2 separate regions of the Homo sapiens genome follow, and region 1 is linked to region 2. A link is a contact called in ENCODE Hi-C or POLR2A ChIA-PET data. All regions are on one chromosome and are shown on one strand. Each heading gives the region's core, a stretch centred on a gene start or an enhancer-like site at or near the end of the contact. The rest is flanking DNA. Distances are from core to core; before and after follow the strand shown.

Region 1 (4,046 bases), core at 1,304-3,803, 61 kb before region 2:
TCCAGTGGCTGAAACGACTTCCAGGTTCTAAAAACTGCATGGCCATTCGGTCATAGAAGTACCTCCTTTTGATGGCTGACCTTTTGGGGACTGTCACCTTTGAAGCCTCCAGCTACATTTAGGTTAGGAATTTAGGTCTTGCCTGAGGGACCAAAAATTAATAGTAACAAGAAAGACAGAAAAGAAACAGACGTCAGTGTCTTGTGCATCCAACATAGCAAGGCCAGCCACCCACTTTGTTTTCTGGCAAGACTCTTGTACCCAGGCGGTTCAATTATGGGCAGCCCCATAGTGTGCAGCTATGGAGATGGATACTTTGCTAAAATGTAGTTTTAGGGTGTCTTGCCTATTTCCATGTCTCAAACAACAAACTGACCTATGTCAAGGGGCTATGCACATTGTAAATAGTGGTTCTGCTCATGTGATCTTTAATACAATTCCTTTGCTCTTGCAGGCCAAAAAGGAAAACCAGTTGTAGCAATTCCAACCAGGATACCATATATCTTGCCTTTTATTTATTTATTTTTTTTGTGTGATAGTCTTGCTCTGTTGCCCAGGCTGGAGTGCAGTGGCACAATCTCGGCTCACTGCAACCTCCGCCTCCTGGGTTCAAACGATTCTTCTGCCTCAGCCCCCTGAGTAGCTGGGACTACAGGCGCCCGCCACCAAGCCTGGCTAACGTCTGTATTTTTAGTAGAGACGGGGTTTCACCATATTCGCCAGGCTGGTCTCGAACTCCTGACCTTGTGATCTGCCCACCTTGGCCTCCCAAAGTGCTGGGATTACAGGCATGAGCCACCGCGCCTGGCCACCTTGCTTCTCTTATAAGCAATCCTTAAGGATAAATAAATGTTCTTTTCTTTGTGTGGGCCTTGGTTATTTGGACCCTCGGGTATGGGGGTTTTCAAATGTACCAGTGTTGGATACATCCCCCTGTCTGGATTAGCAGCTCACAAACACAAAGACTCAGCTTGGATATTTTGGTCTGTAATTCTGTGTGATAGGTAGACCAACAGAAGTTTGAGGGAGGAATGACAAAATTAAAGTTGGGCTTTTTTTTTTTTTTTTTTTCCTTTCAGTTTTAGAGACACTGAGAACCTGTGGTAGGACACAGGTGGTGGTTTCAATTTTAATCAGAAGGCAAGAGAGTCTTGCCTGGGTAGGTGGCAGATGCATGAACTATATTTGGCTGGCTTAGGCCCTGAGAGAACTGGAGAAAGGACCCTGGAAGAAAATTCTGAGGCTGTAAGTGGGGTGAGCAACCACAGTGTAATTAATCCCCCACTTAGATTGAATGGGTTTAGATTGGGCTTAGATTGAAGTTCCCTTTTAACTGATTGAGAGATGCTCTGCCAATAGCAAGTGAAATGTGTGTGTCTGCACATGAATATGCATGCAGAGTATATTAAAGAGGTCTGAATACTCCACGATGCCTGTAATTATGAAACATGTGATAAAGCACCACACTAATCCCCTCTCGAGCAAGAGTGTTGTTTTTTGTCCCAGACTGCGTCAATCCTGCATGCCATGAGCACTGCTTTTGCCTCCGCAGCACTTTTATGTTGACAAACCCAAGAGCAGGTGACCCTAGGGAGGCAGATGGCGTCACACTCAAGGGAATCCTTCCAGAAGCCTTCAAGCATAGCTCTGTGAGCAAAGGCCAGACAGACAAAGTGATATCCATCTCGACCCTATAGTGAGTTGAACAAGGTGGGCAAACTGGACGCTGCGCACAAAGCATTTATTTGAAGGAGGACAAGGGAGATTGCTCAAGCTACAGACTACTCAGATTAAAGCAGAAGGATCCTCTCCACTTCCAGGAAGCTTTTCAGCTCAAGCTGAATTAACCAGGGAATCCAGCAGGGACTGGAGCTCAGGAGAAAGCTCCTCAAGCAACTTCTTGGGTCAGCTGTTGAGGAAGGGTGTTTTCTTCATGAAAAAGAGGAAGTTTCTCCATCAGCTGAAAGGAAACACATAGGAGTCAGAAGCAATGGGTGAGGAAAATCGGTCATTCTATCACAATAGGATTACGAGAAAGGGGGCCATCTCATGAAAGAATCTGGCCTTTGGAACAAGATAGTTTTGGGTTTTAAATAATTACTCCATGGTTATTTGCTGTGAGACCTTGGGCCATGACTTAAGCTCTCTGAGGCTTTGTTTCCTGTCTCTAAAACACGGATCATGAGGTTGTCTTGGCAGGGTTTGGAGGATAAACAAAAATAATCAAGAGTCAGGTCTGCCTTGGCACTCACTAAATGAACGTAGCACATAGATTCTTAAGAAGTAACTCGGCCTAACTCACTGCTCTTGCTGTTTGTTTAAATTGACTTTGTGTGTTTATACAGATGCTCATAGGCATCTGAAAAAAAAATACTTTGTTAGGAACATCTGGCTTTTATAATCAACAAAAATCAATTCAATAAAAGACAGTTGGAGAGGAGCTGGATGACATATTTTCCATTTGAAAGCAGGGCGTGGTTAGGTCGCTTCCTTGAGGCTCTCCCGCCTTCTGAATAAAGAGAGGTTACACAGTTGGAGAGAGCAGGAGACCTGGGCTCCCATCCCAGTGCTGTCTCCGCCTCCTGTGTGATCATGCGCAAATCTTTTTCCATTCTGGGTCTTTGTGTTCTCTCTTGAATCAGGAGGGGTTGGATGATACAATCACTAAGCTGTCTCTATTCCTTATTCAACATATGTCAGACAAGGAGTCTTGGAGGGAAATAAGAAGGCATAGAACTATGATACAAAATAAGGGCCTGGGTTTCTGGAAAGAGTTGGCAAGGAAGCTAAGGCCCAAGGCTGATGTATATGCCTCTGGAATCCTTATCTATTAAAAAAAGAGTGAGTGCAAGTGTGTGTGTGTAATTATGGCAGACTAACTCAACTCCTAGTCCCAACCCCTTGCCTGCCTCCACTATGGAGTCTGGAAAAGCTAAAGAGTTGCTTTCTTAGCCTCCCTTGCAGATGGGTATGGCCAGTATAAGCAGGTTCTGGCCAATGAGATATAAGGGACAGTCCACTGCAAGCCTCAAAATGTCTTTCCTTCACTGATTAAAGGAGAGGATCATTCAAGAAAAAGCCTTTTGACTTTTCATTTTGTTCTGTACTAAGAAAAATTCTTCTGCCTTGGGATCCTGTTGACCTGTGACCTTACCCCCAACCCTGTGCTCTCTGAAACATGTGCTGTGTCCACTCAGGGTTAAATGGATTAAGGGCGGTGCAAGATGTGCTTTGTTAAACAGATGCTTGAAGGCAGCATGCTCGTTAAGAGTCATCACCACTCCCTAATCTCAAGTACCCAGGGACACAAACACTGCGGAAGGCCGCAGGGTCCTCTGCCTAGGAAAACCAGAGACCTTTGTTCACTTGTTTATCTGCTGACCTTCCCTCCACTATTGTCCTATGACCCTGCCAAATCCCCCTCTGCGAGAAACACCCAAGAATGATCAATAAAAAAAAAGAAAAAGCCTTTTTTTTTTTTTTTTTTTTTGCTGCTGCCTCTTCTCTCCCACTTCCGGCCAGGAATGAGGATGTGATGTTTGGATCTGTGGCTGGCATATGGTAACCATGGGGTGACAAAGATAAAGACAAAAAGCCAATGTTGTCATGGTATGTTAGAAAGATGAAAAGAGCTTGAGTCCTTAATGAAATCTTTGAGCAGCCTAGATCACCTGTTTCTGGGACTCTTAAATAAATGATTTACACATCTTTGCTACTCAGAGTGTAGTCTGTGGAGCAGCAGTATAGTCATCACTTGGGAGCTTGTTAGAAAGGAAGACTCTCAGACCCCACCCCAGACGTACTGAAGCAGAATCTGCATTTAAAAAAGATGCCCAGCTGGGGTGTCACGGCTCACACCTGTAACCCCAGCTATTCTGGAGGCTTAGGTGAGAGGATCACTTGAGCCCAGGGGTTTGAGTCGAGACCAGCCTGGGCAACATACCGAGACGAGACCCTGTATCCAAAAAAAAAAAAAAGATGCGCAGGGTTTTGAGTGCACATTAGTTTCAGGAGCACTGGTTTATAGCCTCATTAATTAGGTTCTA
Region 2 (4,210 bases), core at 560-3,059:
GAGGGGATAGGGCAGTGGTGAGTAGAGCAGAGATGGCAGGGTGAGTAGAGGAGTGAGTAGAGGGGAGTGAGACAGCGGTGAGTAGAGGGGTGAGTAGAGACGAGATGGCAGGTATAAGTAGAGGGGAGAGGACAGGGCTGAGTAGAGAGGAGAGGGGAGAGGGCAGGGGTGAGTAGAGGGGTGAGTAGAAGGGAGAGGGCAGGGGCAGGTAGAGGGGTGAGTAGAGGGGAGAGAGCAGGGGTGAGTAGAGGAGAGAGGGCAGGGGTGAGTAGAGGGGAGAGGGCAGGGGTGAGTATAGGGGTAAGTAGAGGGGAGAGGGTAGGGGTGAGTAGAGACGGCAGGGGTAAGTAGAGGGGAGAGGACGGGTGAGTAGAGGGGTTTGTGGAGGGGAGAGAGCAGGGGTGAGTAGAGGGGTGAGTAGGGGAGAGAGGGCAGGGGTGAGTAAGGTGAGAGGACGGGGTGAGTAGGGGGGACAGGACAGGGGTGAGTACTGGGTTTTGTGGAGGGGAGAGGGCAGGGGTGAGTAGAGGGATGAGTAGGGGAGAGAGGGCAGGGGTGAGTAGAGGGGAAAGGGCAGGGGTGAGTAAGGTGAGAGGACGGGGTGAGTAGAGGGGAGAGGATGGGGGGAGTAGAGGGGTTTGTGGAGGGGAGAGGGCAGGGGTGAGTAGAGGGGTGAGTAGGGGAGAGAGGGCAGGGGTGAGTAGACGGGAGCGGACAGGGATGAGTAGGGCGTGAGTACAGGGGCCAGGCAGGCGTGGGCAGTTACATTCAGCAGGGGACTTTGTCTTCTGCATAATTTTTCCCAGAGCCTGCTGAAATGCGGGGGCTTTCTAACTTCCACACTGTAGTGTTATTTAGTTAGCGCTTATTTAGATGGTTATTCGTTGGTCCTGCAATAAACATGTAACTAAAAAGGACAAGTTGTTTTCCAGTGGTGGTCAGTTTGGTGGTGGAGATTTCCACTCCTGTGCCCTGCATTCACTCCCTCCTGAGGACTGCTGAAATCACTTCTCGTTTCTGCTGAATAATGCACTTGTGACAGCCAGCTCTACTAGCTCGTTTACAACCAGATCAATGAGTCTTTATGTGCTTTTCCCCAGCCAGACGACAATAAACTAGGTTTTATTTGCCTAAATTGAGTCCTCAAATTCGGTGGATCAGCATAAACCCTCTGGGAGAGCGCTGGGGACCCTGAGTAACATTCTGCTTGGTTCAGCCATTCTTTCACTAATTCCCCCGTAAAAAGCCACCACATTTGTCCTCAGCACTTGTGCCAGCTGCCTGGATTAGTTTTAATTTAGCTCTTCTGGAGAGTGTAGCCCTTTAGAACATCTTTCCTATTGCTCTTCTGTACGCTTGTTTAATTTGGCTGGGTTTGTTTTGAGAGGAGCTGTGGAGATGGGTCTTCTCTCCCACCGGGACACGTCAGTAGAAAGGTTCTCTTGCTTCCGTGGAGTTCTGAAGGCTTCCCCTGCCCCAAGACCTGATAGGAATTACTGCTTCCCCCACCCCAAAAGCCACTGACAGGACTTTTATTTATTACTGCATATTTTATTTAAGGTAAAACCTCCAAACAGTGTCAAAGAGTATATACCCCAAAGTAAGCCTGCTCCTGCCCTGTCTCCAGCCCCAGCCCTCTCACCAGAAGCCTCCACTGTCCGCAGCCCCTATGTGTGCTTCCAGAGAGGGTCTGCCCTCCACTTTCTAAGAAACAGAAATAGTAGCAGAGCACAGACGTGGTTACTCAGATACATTCTGGCGCCAGCTCCACGTCAGTATCTAACCAGCATCCTGGTTCTCTTCTCACAGCGGCAGAGGATTCTGCTGCGTTGTTTCTCTGTGTCAGACATTGCAGCCGCTTCCTGTCTCACTGCTGGTCTGGAATTTCAGAGAACCCCTGAGCTGGAGTTCTGAATTGAAACCTGGAGCCTGTCTGGTTCCACATTCACCTTTCACCACCGGCCGTTTCTTGAACACCCGCTGTGTGTCGAGGTATGCCTCCCTGTGCCAGGCTCTGGAAGTGGAGAGGGAGGGAGACAGAGCAGTGGCCCCGGCAGAGCTGGCGCTTGGTAGGAGGCCTGCCCGGCACCCAGACTGCCCTGAGGACGCCATGCCCGGCTCCCACCTTGGTCCACGCGGGGCCCCGCTCTGAAGGGCCATCTTCTGGCATCTTCCTTGGGACCCACATTCAGTCCCCACTTCCTGGGGCACCCTTGCTGAGAACTAATCAATACCCTGCTCTTTCTGGAAACTCCCACAGCGTATGTCGGTTGATCAACGCGCTCATGTAAGCAGCTGTTTGTGTTACTGCTCACTTAATGTATGTCTTCAAGTTTATTCAATTCCACAAACTTAAAGCATTGATTATGTGCCAGGCGATTTACACACATCATTTCATTTACATTCCTGCACCAACCCGATGAGGTAGGTCTTCTAGCTGCATTTTTACAAAAATTTCAAATGTCAGTCACAAGAAATCTGTTATAGTGGACCCCCATATATGCATCACCCAGCTTCCTTGATTATAAGCACGTGGCCTATTTTGTTTTACTTGTGCCCACACGTCTTGCCACTCTGCCTGAGATTATTTTCAACAAATCCCAGACATCATATTATTTCTTCTTCAAATATTTCAGCCTGTACTGGCAAATTATAAGAATGCTTTAAAAAGAACACATGACTTCACAACGATGATCACGTCTAAAAATTAATAATACTTTCGTAATACTTTCTCAATTATCAAATAGTGTTTATCTTTTCTCGTGTCTAATATATTTTTTAATTGTTTGGATAGTGATCCAAATAAAGCCCATTTTGATGGGCTGATATGTTAATTTAGTCTCTTTTACTGTATAGATTTCTCTTACCATCTTGCTTCTTTCCCTTGCAATTTTTATTTGTTAAAAAATTGGGTCTTTTGTCTTATAGTTTCCCAGAGTTTGGATTTTGCTGGTTTCATCTCTATAATAATACTTTTATTATTTTCCTTATGACTGTCTAGTTGTCTAAATATCACTTATTAAAAAGTCCACCCTTCCCTCTATTGGCTTCAAGTGCTGCCTTTATTAAAACTAAATTTCCAGACACAGTAGAGCTTACTATAGAATTAACCCGTTCATCTGACCCCCTTCTTTTCTGTAAATTAGTAGTTTTATCTTGAGGCTTAATCATATTCAGGTTTTTTGTTTGTTTGCAAGACTACTTCATAGGTGGTGATGTGTACTCCACCAGGAGATGCAGAACGGCTGCTGGTCGCATTTTGTGAAGGTCATAGCCATTTGATTATTGTTATTGCCTAGAGCCATTGTTTTATTATAGATATAAATAAAATTAATAATTCTATTATTTTTCTTTATTAGCTGGAATACATCTATAAAAAGATAATTCCTCTCTTTATTTATTTTTCTTACTGGATATACCTATAGGTCTTATAAGAAAGGCAGGAAAATGCTTTATTTTCTCTCATTATTTACCAGTTTTAAAAATGAGTTGGTTCCTCAGTGGGCTCCAAAGGTGATTAATTAGTTTTTTTTTTTTTTTTTTTCGGTGTTATACTGACATATTTGATGGATTTCAATCTATTGCAGTTAATGTTCTTAATAATATTCTTTTAAAAATTGATGGATCATGCTTTTATTCTATAACTGACTTACTTTAATATTTGAAAACTGTAAATGACATTTTGTCTATTTCCCAAGAGGGGAGCTAACAGGTCTCTATGGATTCACTTGGAAGTGGCTCACAAGTCTTTCTTTAAACTTTAAAACATCTCTAAACTTTTACATTCTTTACTATTAAGGCAAAAAGGCAGTTCAAGTTCAATCAGAATTTCATGTTCAATTGCTTCACATAGTCACAATATTAAAAGCTCTGAATGTGTGACTTAGGTCCAGCGGTTAGAAAGGTATTTTCAGCCTGGCGAGATGTGCTTTGCTGCTGGGCTGCAGCTCATTTGTGCTGTCACCATGGGATTGGCTACTGTAGCGCTCAGAGGACAGCTCTGGTTCCACAGACTCCTGTCCGCCCACGGACTCCTGTCCGCCCACGGGCTGCACACAGGCAATAGGTTTCTGTAACATTGAACTGAACTTTGACATCAACGAAGGTGGGAAAGACTGATTTGAGTGCTGCCCACTTGGAAAAGATACGTGAGAGGGAGAATCCCCGTTTGCATTAGGGTCCCCAGGTGATTTGGAGCGCTGATATTCCT

Evidence for each region. Hi-C counts contacts between places; a loop is a spot of excess contacts on that map. ChIA-PET counts read pairs that join two places held with the same protein, here RNA polymerase II (POLR2A). Pooled maps may share reads with other maps.
Region 1: POLR2A ChIA-PET joins it to region 2 with 10 read pairs in activated B cell. The contact joins two enhancer-like sites. A Hi-C loop is called at or near these places in 2 of 37 single-sample maps with no recorded cell type and 2 of 50 pooled maps. POLR2A ChIA-PET finds 5 or more read pairs at or near these places in 2 of 52 experiments (activated B cell and naive thymus-derived CD4-positive, alpha-beta T cell).

Annotation. Positions count from the first base shown.
Region 1 is chr3:133,472,883-133,476,928 of GRCh38, reverse strand. BFSP2 (beaded filament structural protein 2) reads right to left here. Exons shown (of 7, transcript NM_003571.4): 7 at 1,721-1,960. The coding sequence ends at 1,957. The region is part of intron 1 of BFSP2-AS1 (BFSP2 antisense RNA 1); the gene reads left to right. Among named protein-coding and RNA genes, the nearest start is that of BFSP2-AS1, 16 kb to the left of the region's middle. RefSeq lists enhancers at 1,396-1,465, 3,049-3,708. Within about 2 kb of position 2,553, at least 12 of the 41 ENCODE cell types and tissues checked have a DNase peak (open chromatin) inside an H3K27ac peak, as active enhancers do.
Region 2 is chr3:133,410,515-133,414,724 of GRCh38, reverse strand. The region is part of intron 1 of BFSP2 (beaded filament structural protein 2); the gene reads right to left. Among named protein-coding and RNA genes, the nearest start is that of BFSP2, 13 kb to the right of the region's middle. Within about 2 kb of position 1,809, at least 5 of the 41 ENCODE cell types and tissues checked have a DNase peak (open chromatin) inside an H3K27ac peak, as active enhancers do.